Linked DNA regions of Homo sapiens: regions 2 and 3 are each linked to region 1. Evidence: chromatin contacts called from ENCODE Hi-C or POLR2A ChIA-PET data. All regions are on one chromosome and are shown on one strand. The core of a region is the stretch at or near the end of the contact, and the rest is flanking DNA. Distances in the headings are between cores, read along the strand shown. Region 1 holds the start of PCCA (propionyl-CoA carboxylase subunit alpha). Region 2 holds the start of GGACT (gamma-glutamylamine cyclotransferase). Region 3 overlaps CLYBL (citramalyl-CoA lyase).

The links. Hi-C counts contacts between places; a loop is a spot of excess contacts on that map. ChIA-PET counts read pairs that join two places held with the same protein, here RNA polymerase II (POLR2A). Pooled maps may share reads with other maps.
Region 2: a loop to region 1 is called in a map of naive thymus-derived CD4-positive, alpha-beta T cell, with 10 times the contacts of the local background. The contact joins the promoter of GGACT here to the promoter of PCCA in region 1. A Hi-C loop is called at or near these places in 1 of 168 maps with a recorded cell type or tissue (naive thymus-derived CD4-positive, alpha-beta T cell), 1 of 37 single-sample maps with no recorded cell type and 8 of 50 pooled maps.
Region 3: a loop to region 1 is called in a map of sigmoid colon, with 10 times the contacts of the local background. The contact joins the enhancer-like site here to the promoter of PCCA in region 1. A Hi-C loop is called at or near these places in 13 of 168 maps with a recorded cell type or tissue (CD4-positive, alpha-beta T cell, CD4-positive, alpha-beta memory T cell, CD8-positive, alpha-beta T cell and 9 more), 4 of 37 single-sample maps with no recorded cell type and 33 of 50 pooled maps. POLR2A ChIA-PET finds 5 or more read pairs at or near these places in 3 of 52 experiments (A549, WTC11 and activated CD4-positive, alpha-beta memory T cell).

What each region holds. Positions count from the first base shown.
Region 1 is chr13:100,087,027-100,090,886 of GRCh38, forward strand. It overlaps PCCA (propionyl-CoA carboxylase subunit alpha), which reads left to right and starts at 2,067. Exons shown (of 24, transcript NM_000282.4): 1 at 2,067-2,199. The coding sequence starts at 2,095. It overlaps PCCA-DT (PCCA divergent transcript), which reads right to left and starts at 1,917. Exons shown (of 2, transcript NR_132422.1): 1 at 1,607-1,917. RefSeq lists enhancers at 1,597-1,646, 1,677-1,936 and a silencer at 2,217-2,396.
Region 2 is chr13:100,586,883-100,590,742 of GRCh38, forward strand. GGACT (gamma-glutamylamine cyclotransferase) reads right to left here and starts at 1,907. Exons shown (of 3, transcript NM_001195087.2): 1 at 1,859-1,907. RefSeq lists a silencer at 1,540-2,059.
Region 3 is chr13:99,656,995-99,660,854 of GRCh38, forward strand. The region is part of intron 1 of CLYBL (citramalyl-CoA lyase); the gene reads left to right. Among named protein-coding and RNA genes, the nearest start is that of MIR4306, 16 kb to the left of the region's middle. RefSeq lists enhancers at 1,219-1,308, 1,319-1,368, 2,249-2,764. Within about 2 kb of position 1,762, at least 28 of the 41 ENCODE cell types and tissues checked have a DNase peak (open chromatin) inside an H3K27ac peak, as active enhancers do; they include CD4-positive, alpha-beta T cell, CD8-positive, alpha-beta T cell, ascending aorta and 2 more, where a contact is called at or near this core.

The sequences.
Region 1 (3,860 bases), core at 817-3,316:
AAAGAGGAGAAGGGCAAGTGGAAAGCAAGCCTTTCCCTTTAAAGGTATAACCCAAAAGTTGTCTATGTCACTTGTGCTTATGTCCCATTGGCCAAAACTTAGTAACCAAATCTTGGTAAGCACCCTTGCTGCAGTGGGAGTTGGGAAATGTAGATCTTTGTTTAGGTAAGAAAGAAGAGGGCATGGAGGGCACAGTCCTTACATTCCAGACCTTAGTCATGGCGCTACACCTCGTTGTAAGGGAGGCTAGCTATTGCAGCCTTTCGCTGGGTGGCCATGTACCCAGCTAGATCTCAGGGGCACTCTTACTAAAGTAATGCATGGAGAATGGATAGCATGAGAAGCAGTTTCTGCTACAAGTGCCTTTCATAAAAAGAACTCCTATAAGAAAAACAAACAGGGCCTAAGGAAAACTAATCCAAAGGGTAAAACATGGGGAAAAGACAAAAAACAAAAGAAAAAAGAAAAGCAAGTTTCCCAGGTAGAAAATGAATGAAGACTGAGGTACATAAGTGAGAAGTCCTGTAAAATTGATAATCCTTTTCATTTTGTCACAAAAGTCCCTACTTACATTCTAAAATTCCATTAAATGTCACCTTTCTGATATCCCCATTTTATTTCTCTCTCTTTGGGCATTTACCATGCTGTAGTGTACTCTAGGCCATTCCTAGCTTTGTAACTCTCTCAAGGTGACTCTGCAGGAGATGCAAAGTAGTTAAGAGGAGAACCCCCAATACTGATGTGTTTATAGGTGAGGTGGTCTGATGTCTTAGATTTGCTTTAAAATATTCCTGCACAAAATAAAAAGGGGAATAGATGAAACAAGATTGACAAAATGTTGATTCATTGACGCGGTGTAATGGGTATCTGGGTGATCATAGTACAATTTTATCTCTTTTGTATATATTTTAAAATTTCCATAATATAGCAAAACATGAGCCCAGTCCCTCAAGGCAGCCAGATTTGGGTTCAAACCCTAGTTTGACCTTTTACTCGCTGAGTGACTTTACCCTGCTACAGCTTCAGTTTCTCCAAATGGAAATAATATATACTCCATTAAGGTTCTTGTAAACTCTCAAGTAAGAGGGAATCTGAGGCTCTAGCACACGGCCCGGCCCTTAATAGTTGTACTAATTTTTATTTTATTTTTCGAAACGGAGTTTGCTCTGTCACCCAGGCTGGAGTGTAGTGGCATGATCCGGCTCACTGCAACCTCCACCTCCAGGGTTCAAGCAATTCTCCTGCCTCAGCCTCCTCCCGAGTAACTGGGATTACAGGAGTGCGCCACCACGCCCAGCTAATTTTTGTATTTTTTAGTAGAGACGGGGTTTCGGCATGTTGTCCAGGCTGGTCTCCAACTCCTGACCTCAGGTTATCCTCCCGCCTCGGCCTCCCAGAGTGCTGGGATTACAGGCGTGAGCCACTGCGCCTGGCCAGTAGTTGTACTAACAAGGGTTTCTGCTTGCGAGCAACAAAGACTGACTCTAGTTGTGGCTAATTTCTTTCACACACACATATTAAGTGCCAGAGGTAGGACTTGAGCTCGGATCTCTGATTTCCAGACCTAGAACTTTTTATGTGTTATTACAGTCGTTAAAAACCTTACCTGGATTTGTGCTTTGCAATTTACGCTTTCGAACATGCAGGAATGTAGTTTGGGCATTTGTCTGGAACTTCGGATTCTCGGGACTCCAGGGTGGCCAAGGCGCGGAGGTGACTCAATGACATTGACCGGCCTGGATGCACGTGGGTTGCTGAGCCGATGCTGGGAAGGTACGGGGTTTGCCCGGTGCAGGCCGCCGGAACTCACGCACGCCCCTGTCTCTCTCACTCCTGGGGTCGGCTCTGGCCGGTGGCCTCCAGCTCAGCTAGCGGCCGGACGCGCAGCCCGCCGACTAGCCCTCCAGGTCCTAGCGCGACTCCCGGATCCCGGATCCGGCGGATCTGGCCGACCACTCACCCTCCCCTTTCCGCAAGTTAGGGGGCGGGGCATCGGGTTTCTGGCTCGTGATTTGCCGGAGCTCCTGCGCTCCCCTTCTCCACCCCCTCCGGCTGTGTGAGAGGTCAGCAGAGGGGCGGTCTGCGGGGACAACAATGGCGGGGTTCTGGGTCGGGACAGCACCGCTGGTCGCTGCCGGACGGCGTGGGCGGTGGCCGCCGCAGCAGCTGATGCTGAGCGCGGCGCTGCGGACCCTGAAGGTGAGGAGCAACGGGGCCTCGCGGGTCCGGGCTTCACTGGGCTTCTAGCCGTGCCGCCTCTGGGCGGCTGGCGCCGGGAGAGCGCTGGCTGGGTCCGGCTGCCCCCGCGCCCCGGTTCCGCATCAGCTACACCGCTTGCTTTCCTCCCTCCCGGAGTTCGCGTGGCAGCGGGCTCAGGAGGCATCCCTCGTTGCAGCTGTTCCTCGCGGGGATCCTGCGGAGCAGAGAGGCCTAGGGCAGAGGCAGTTGGGTGCCCGCACGCCCTCCGAGGCGGCTGATGGCTTTGGGCAGGCATATTGCTCGAGGTCTGCTTCCAGGGCCCCGCGGCATTGGCTTTGTCTTAAGCTTTCCAGGGTGTCTTTTTAGGTGTCCTTATAGTTTCCGTGTTCTGTTGCCTCTTTCCAGCATTTTTGAAGGGACACTGTGAACTGTTGCTTAAGTAGTGTTAGGGTTGTGAGTTTGTCTTATCTTTTAAAGTATTATACCATGTCAGGACTGCCAATAGATTTTACGTTTCATTTGAAAGCCTGTTTTAATTGTATGACACCCCAGTCTACTGTGTACCAAATGCATCCCGTGAACTTACTTTCCTTTTCGGTATAGTGGTGAGCCTGATTTTGGCACTGTTCTAAACACATTTCATGACTGTTCTGTATACCTAGGCTGTCATGATGGCAGATTGACAAACAGGTTGGAGTGCTTGTGTGTGCTTCTGAGCTCTGTCTCCAGTCAATGTCGAGTCTGTCGTTAATTCTGGGGCACAGACCACCTAACCTACTTTATAAGGTTTGTTGAGGCACTTGAACACATTCTTTAAAATGAAGGTCCCCTGAAAACCATCTGTCAGCTGGTTCAGTGTGCTTGTTAAACTTCCTTTTAAAAAATAATTATTAAAACATTGCCACATAACTTGATTTATAGTCATTTAATTTTAGACGTTGAAGACACTTTAGAGACGACCTGCCCCATCCTACTCTTTAAAGAGGAGGGAACCGAGCCCCAGGTGGGCAGTATGAGAGCTGGAGCTTATCGACATGGAAGTGAGTGGCACCTATGTTTGTTTTGTGTCCAATTCAGCGTGCGGACTTTCACTGTTTTCTGTGTTCCCATACAGTTTAGTGTTCTTTAATCTTTATCATTCTGTTCATCTGTGTTGGCCACTTCAATTGCAGCTGTAAGACTTATGCATTTACATAGGAGGCAAGTTAGTATGGTGTAAAGTGTGGGCTTTGGGGTCAGGCGCATGAGGCTTTGTATATTGGACAGGTCTCTTCCTTGGGCGTCAGCTTCGTCCTTGTAGCTATTTTTTTCAACAAATATTTACTGAATATCTCCTGTCTTCCACTTCTGGGGAATGAATATGGTTTCTGCTTTCTTAGAAATTTTACTCTAGTAGGGAGACTGTAACAAGTGTAAAATGGTATTAGGGGAGATGCCCGGGTGCTATAAGAAAATAAAATAGAGGGATTTGACCAAGCCAAGATTTTGAATTCTGTGTTCTAGATACTGTTCTGTTGCTTTGCTTGAACTAATTTATTCAATCTCACAACAGTCGTATGTCCCCCATTTACAGAAGATGAAAGTGAGGCACTGAGTGTTAATGTGACTTGCTCGAAGCTATAGTGCCAATAAGTGGCAAACAGGATTTAGAACTCCAGAAC
Region 2 (3,860 bases), core at 657-3,156, 500 kb after region 1:
TAAACACGGCTGCCTTATCCTGAGTAGTTTTACTGACAATAGAGCTTCAACTGAAGAATGAATTCCTGTTCAGCAGGACACTGGGCAGTCATGTTTAATTGAGAACTCTTAAAATTCCTAATAGAGTTTGCCTAGATGGAGGATGTTCTAAAGAGGGCTGCGAATATTTCGTGTTTCTGTCCTCTTACTGTCACCTTTCCTTGGGTCCTGTCCCCTCTTCAAGCATGGCTGCACTACACTTCCACACCAGCCTGCTGGTGTCCTAATCACTGGTAAGGGCCCTGGCTCGAGGTGGATACAAAGCCTCCCAATGACTTCACTTCAAGAATGGACACAGATTGGAAATCTTACTAGTAAAGAGAGAAATGAACAGATCATTTTAAAATCCCTCTTCTATTCTGCTTACTGCTACCTACTATCCAGATCACCACAAACAACCACCCTCTCCTAACTAGTAGTAGTTAGGGCCTGGTTAGTAAAATCAACTAGCCCAAAGTATTTCCGTACAAAAATCCACCAATTAGAAATTAATTTAACTTTGCAAACTCAGCTTTTACAATACGAATCTCTGCTAGAACACAGTGGTCTGCTTATTCAGGGAAGTCTGGCTTCTTCTGGGAATAGTTTCAGGAAAACAAGGCATTTTGGGAAAATACGGGCAAACTGCAGGTGCTCTTCATCTGAGCATTTCAATAAATTGAATGAGGCCAGGGAAAAGTCTTCACTTACAGGTAAATGTACATAAGGACACCTACGTGTGTGTAAGACCTACACTTTAAATAGGTCACCTTTAGTTTTTCATTAATCATTTCTCCTGGGACATTTAGCAAAACGAATAACTTGCTTTTAAAAAAGGCCACAAATCCCGGGTGCAGTGGCTCATGCCTGTAATCCCAACATTTTGGGAGGCCAAGGCGGGCGGATCACGGGGTCAGGAGTTCGAGACCAGCCTGGCCAACATGGTGAAACCCTGTCTCTACTAAAAACACAAAAATAAGCTGGGCGTGATAGCAGGCGCCTGTAATCCCAGCTACCCGGGAGACTGAGGCAGGAGAATCGCTTGAACCCGGAAGGCAGAGGTTGCAGTGAGCCGAGATCGCGCCACTGCACTCCAGCCTGGGCAACAGGGCAAGACTTCATCCCAAACAATAAAAAGGGCCAGAAATCGACTGCATTTTCTTATCACTTAAATATTAAATCAACTAAGCGTGGAGTTAAGAAGCTGTGTTCAAAAAACACTTAAGTCTGCTTTTGAGCTTGTGGCGTTGTCCTTGGCCCACAGAGTAAAACAGCAATGATAACCATAATTAATAATCAAGGCAGTAAATTTCTTCAAAATTTCAGAAGTTTCACTAATGGCTCCAAAGAAACCTTAGATCAGAAATTCACAAGTGCCAGGAGACGTTTTTAGATTTCTTTTGCAGCTTCTAGTCTCCTTACAAACAGGAAATCTTTAAAATGAAAAACAATTTCTGAGAAGTGTTAGCCCGGTTCAGCTGAGGTCCTCTGAAAGCCAGCGTGTGGGCTGTCACGCTTCCTTTACAGGGAAGCAGCGCCCGTGCGTGAGGCGGTTCCTGGCTTTTACCGCCCTCTGCCCGTTCTGGCAATCGCGCCCGTGGCCCCCGCGCGGGGCAATGGAGGACGCGTTTCGGGGTCCACCGTCCCCTCCCTCCGGCTGGCCTCGCCGGCCGGCGGCGCCCCAGGCCTCCTCCCTCACCCGCGGGGACGCCGAGTGCTGCGGCCTCGACCCGGACGCCGCGCAGGGAGCGACGCCCCAGGTTCCCGCGGGCGCCAGGACACCCCGCCTGGGGGGCGGAGCAGGCGCAGCCCCGACCCCCGCCCGGGCTCAGCGCCTCACCTGCCGGCAGCCGGGGCTGTCGGGGAGGGCAGGGCCAGGGCGGAAATGCAGGGCCGGGCCCGCGCCTCTGCTCCCAGGCCGCCCCCGGCGGCGCCCCCTGCAGGCGGAACGCGAGGCCCGCCAGCCCCTGCGGCGCCCTCGCACACACGTGGCCGCTCGCACAACTGGCCGCCTAACAGCCAGACCCACCCACGCCGATGCCCGCCGGAGACGCCCCGCCGCAGACACAGCGCAACCAGCTTCACACACCTGGGGACGCCCCACAGAAGTCACATCCACCCTAACACACCTGGGCACTCAGGCTCAAGCCCCGACTGCATGGTGGACCCTGACACACCTGGGCCACACCCCACAAAACAGACTCACAGACGACTCCACAAGCTTGGGGACACGCCACATCAAATGGACACACATGCACACACAAATGAACCCAAGCGCAGACACACTTGGGGATGCCAACCATGTGTGTATCTATCACATCACACACCACCAAGGCCCCCCAGCTGGGCATGCACACAGCCCTGATACCGAGTCCAGACCGCCATCTAGTCACACTGCCCACTTACTTACCAATACTCTTAAAATGAAACTGTGGCCGAAGGAGACAATGGAAGGATGACATCACCTCTTCCCTAGCTCCAGGACTAATTTAAGCCCCAGAAATTATAGGACTGAGAACCAAAATCGAAAGAGAACATTTTCCCTAGAGACAATGGGTTAAAGCAATGCCACTTGGGGGCCAGGTGGTAGGAATGGTACAGCTATGGAGAGAGTGACACTTCTGTCTCTCCGAAAGACACAAATCTGTGTTTATCAGATTAGCAATAATCCCCCTTAATCATTTCCTGCCCTTTCTACTTTCTCATGGATGTGGACTGATTGAAACCTTTATATAAACTGGTTTTTATCCAAACGTTTCCAACAATGCAGATGTAATTGTATTTTGAACAGATGTACAATTCCAAAAGAAATCTAAACCATCAGGTACATAAGTCGTTGGTTTTCACAGTTTTTTCTTGTCTTGGACACTTCATAATTAAATTGAAATGTATTAAAAAACCTTGTCTAGCTCATATTAATATTTTTTTTTTTTTTTTTTTTTTTTTTGAGACGGAGTCTCGCTCTGTCGCCTAGGCTGGAGTGCAGTGGCGGGATCTGGTTCACTGCAAGCTCCGCCTCCCGGGTTCACGCCATTCTCCTGCCTCAGCCTCCCAAGTAGCTGGGACTACAGGCGCCCGCCACTACGCCCGGCTAATTTTTTGTATGTTTAGTAGAGACGGGGTTTCACCATTTTAGCCAGGATGGTCTCGATCTCCTGACCTCGTGATCCGCCTGCCTCGGCCTCCCAAAGTGCTGGGATTACAGGCGTGAGCCACCGCGCCCGGCCTCATATTAATATTTTTAAAGACAGCAGTAATTCTTAACTTTTTGAAGCGAAAGAATGATTCCACTTTCATCTCTTTTTTGAGGGGGGAAAATCATGTCAGCAAAGGAAAGTGAGACAAATAGATAAATAATTCTTCTGATAAAGGAAAATTAAAGATGACGCAGACTAGACGAATTTTTTGTTTGTTTTGAGATGGGTTCTCACTCTGTCACCTAGGTTGGAGTACAGTAGCATGTTATTGGCTCATTGCAACCCCTGTTTCCCAGGCTCGAGTGATCCTCCCACCTCAGCCTTCTGAGTAGCTGGGACCTCAGGCACCCACCATCACGCCCGGCTAGTTTCTTGTATTTTTTGGTAGAGACAGGATTTCACCATGTTGCCCAGGGTGGTCTTGAACTCCTGAGCTCAGGCGATCCACCCGCCTTGGCCTCCCAAAGCGATGGGATTACAGGTATGAGCCACAGTGCCTAGCCAAGACAAGTGTTAAGTTGCATCCCAGATAAGGCTGGGGAAGCCCAATCTAACATAGAATAGGCTCTGTGGGATGAAGCCTTCAGTTTAACTTCTTGGAAAACAACTCACAGTTTGAAGAGCAGTTTTTGAAATGTGGTCCCA
Region 3 (3,860 bases), core at 512-3,011, 430 kb before region 1:
TAATTTCTATATGTCAACTAAAATGGATTCTGCTCCTGCCTGGTTCAATTCTGTCTTAGCTGCGTGGACATCTTGGGGAGCTGCTCTGATGGTACATGCAGACGTGCTTCATCTGTGCACTTCTTAGCTGAGATAACAGTGCTCCGAGCCCCACTGTTAAGGTTAACCTGTATACTGCAGAAGGACAACAGATGGAAATTCTGGTTTGCAGCCACTGCAGAAAAATAAAAACATGTTCCAAAGGGAAAAGGATCTTGTATTTCTGCGTTTGAACCTTTGATCCGCATTCACATCTGAAGGGAGGGCTAAACCTTTTGGTGGAGACACATGGCTTTGCATCTGTGAAAACACAGCTGTATAGAGCAAAACAAAACTAGTGGAAAATACAATGGTTTTGCTGTGTCAGGCTCACCGCTAATGCTTGAATTCTATATAAATATTGTCTTTTGATAGTTCTTTCAAAAATCTTTCTTGACTTTCCATATAATTGTCCAATAATGTTATTCTTTTAAATTCAGATTTGGGGCTTTTTAGGATTAAGGCACAAATGTCTCTTTTCTTTTAAAAAGGCAGTAAAATAAACAGATTGTAGTTAGATCATAATAACATCTAAATTTTGACCTAATTAGAGGGGGAGATGGGGAAAAAAACTCTTTAAAAGAAGATTAAGGTAAAGTTCTAACTTTATCCTTGATTCTGAATTTTTTTTCTTTTTTGGAAATATTGCATACATTTTATACTGCAAGTTACAATGTGAAGGGCCTTTGAAGCACTCTAAAGAGACTTAGCTGCTTTGTTTTGAGCAATTAAGGTTTGTTATTGAGTGAATTAAGCAGCTCTGCTGTGGCTCATCTGTAAATAGTGGTCTTCAGCGAGTTTCTTGATCCGCTTTTCCCAGGAACAGAAGCCAAGTCGGCTTCCTTAGGAGCTGCTCGCCCTGAGTCTCCATGTTTCCTCGCAGTCCGGGGCAGAACCCAAGCCCGTGCCTTCCTCGCCCTGCCTTCGGAGTTTCCTGCTATTGACCTGGCGGGGCGCGCCAGCCCTCCCTGCCCGCTGGTGCCGCGGTCCCTCTCGGCTGCAGCAGTGGGGCACAGGGACGTCATGGACAAAAGACGAGGATGCCAGTTCGATGTGCGAGCAGAAGGCCGCCTGCGTGCGCTCTGCAGAGCAACCGGCCCGGTTTCATAAGGGGCCGCCGGCAGGGGACTGCCATGGCGCCCCCTCCTACCCTTTTTGGCACCAGCAGCTTCATCCGCAGGCCCACTCGGGGTGAATAGTGTGGGAGCTCTCAAGAGAAAGAATTTTAGGTTTGTCGATAGTAATCACCACCTTCAGCGCTCCTCCCACTGCTGGAGAGACCGCGGACTGGGTGACAAGTCTTCCAGGCTCCCAGAAAGTTTCTGCTGCAAAGCGCAGGGTCCGCCTCCCACTTCCAGGAGGGACCAGGAGGGAACCATCGCGAAACCCCGAGGCTGCCGGGGACTCTGACTGAGGCCTTTCCTCCTGTGTCCCTCTCCCCCACGCCGGCCTCCCCTCCTTTCAACTCTCTGCGCTTTGAAACCGCGGAGTTGGGGTAGCTAGGCCCTCCAGCCCGGCGACAGGCCTCGGCCACAGGCAGCGGGGCGGGGTGTGGACAGGAACAAGGAGGTGGGGTGGGGAGGAAGCCTCGGGCAGAGCAGGTTCTCTGCGGAGTTTCGGCAGCCGGGTTTATCCATTTTGATTAAAGAAAAGTAAAAAAAATCCCCCAAAACCAAACAACAAAAACCCTCTCCCAACCCCCAACCCGCCTCCACAGCTGCATTTTGTTCCTGGGACTGTTGGTGTCACCAGAGCCTCTTTTTTTATGCAATCCTAGACTCCATTGCAAAGGACTTGTAAAGCCTATTAATTTTTCAGGCAAAACAGATCAAGCCTGCCTTTGATGCTGCTGTTTCCTAATTTAGTATTCAAAGGTAAAGAATCCTACTACCGTCTCTTCACTTTTTACATAATTAAAAGAGATTTTTCCCCCAGGGGCAAAGAACTAGTTGCTTAGTATTTTTTGAAGTGAAAGGTCTAACTTTATATCACATCTGTTTTTATGCTCTTTCCTAAACATAACCAATATTTACTCTTTGCTGGTACTTAGTTGCATGCTATTCACCCTTGCATTTTAATTTCTGACAGAGAGGGGATTAGTATTCCTCTTCTAAATCATCCTCTAAGCTATGTGTGTGTGTGTGTATATATATATATGTATATATATGCGTGTGTGTGTGTATTTCTCCTCTAACAAACTGAGAGTGCAATTTAAAAAACTGTAGAATCAGTGATTGCCCTAACTTGTGCATGACTCTTGATTTCACACAGGAGCATTCAAAAGTTCCGTTAAGTGGGCTTTCACAGGTTTCCATCTGCTGTGTTTAATAGCAAATTGCGACCCTTCAAACCACTTCAAGGCCTTTTGTGTTCTTATCTGTGCATTTCAATACTTGCTGGGGAAGTGCCTTCAGTTTCACTACATATGCAAAAAGCCAGGCTTGAATTTTTTGACACCCCCTTTTCATTTGTTGGTGGAGTCCTGTTTTCTATTGTTTGCTTGTTGATGTTGGCAAAAGTCATTTATTTAATGATGCCAGGAATACTATGCCCTATTCTTTATTGGCAGGAAATCCTAAAACATCCGGGAGTAGTTTAAAAATTAATGCATGCCGTTGAAACTTACATATTGGCATAGTTTTATTTTCCCATCATAAGGTAGATGATATTTTAAAGGTATTATATAGTAATAGTCACCAGAAGCCAATTAAAACCACTAGGATTCTATCAAAAACCTGTTTGGCGGCATAAATAATTGATATGTGGAAATAAAGCAGCATTCTCTGGGCAGGGGCCTCCTGTACAGACCTGGGTGGCGTTAGCAGTCTCTCTTCTGTGAACCAGGGGGCGATTTCTGGGCATAATATCACCTGGATTTAAAAAACTTAATAATAAGGCCACACACGCATTTTTAAAAAAACTTCCCTTGCCTGTGGAGACAGAGAGGAGATAGCGATGTTATTTTCAGGTGTTTGAGCTTCTTAGAGAAAAAGAAACAAATACCAGACTCCTTAGGAGCTAGGTGCGAATGGAATAAATTGAGGCACTCCAGCGACACATCCAGCTTGTTTTAAATGATGTGATTAAAAAGGACATCTGAGAACAAATTTATGAAGTTGTTATGGCAACTGAAATACTTGGATTGAAATGTGTGTATCTAAAACATGAAAGATTGCAGGAAGCCGGAGAAACAAGCAAAGCATTGTGTTTGGGAAAGGCAATTGAACAGTGGTAGCCAAATATTATTCCTCTGTCGGTCATCCTTCAGGGTAACTGCCTCGGTTTCCACTTTTAAAAACGTGTGGTGATTGATGCTTTCATGGACTCTGTTGCCCCAAGTCCCCAAGCCTTGTACCAGCGTTTGCTCATTGGTCCTTTGACCTGTTGAGAACACAATCTCTGTATTGTGTTCAATGCAGGGATGCATTTAGAGTTGCCCCTGCATCTACCCATTAAGTTTATACTCCTGTGTTCTCATATTAACGTCTGTGTTTGCGAATAGTCTCTCTAGTCTTTGATTCACTAACTCCCCCAATTCTAACCCACCAATGGCCACCAACAAACAGCCACACTCAAAGGACTCAACATATTTAAATATTCCCTAGAATTCTTTGCTCTGTTCTAAAAGCTATGTATCCCGTCTACATAATTTGATTCTATTGTAATTTCTCATGGTTTTAAAATTTTCCTTACCAGTACTTGTAAGAGTATTGAATAATTGTTTCTTTCAATCACAGGCAAGGATATTTAAAATTAACATGTGGAAATGTGTGTTGCAGTGT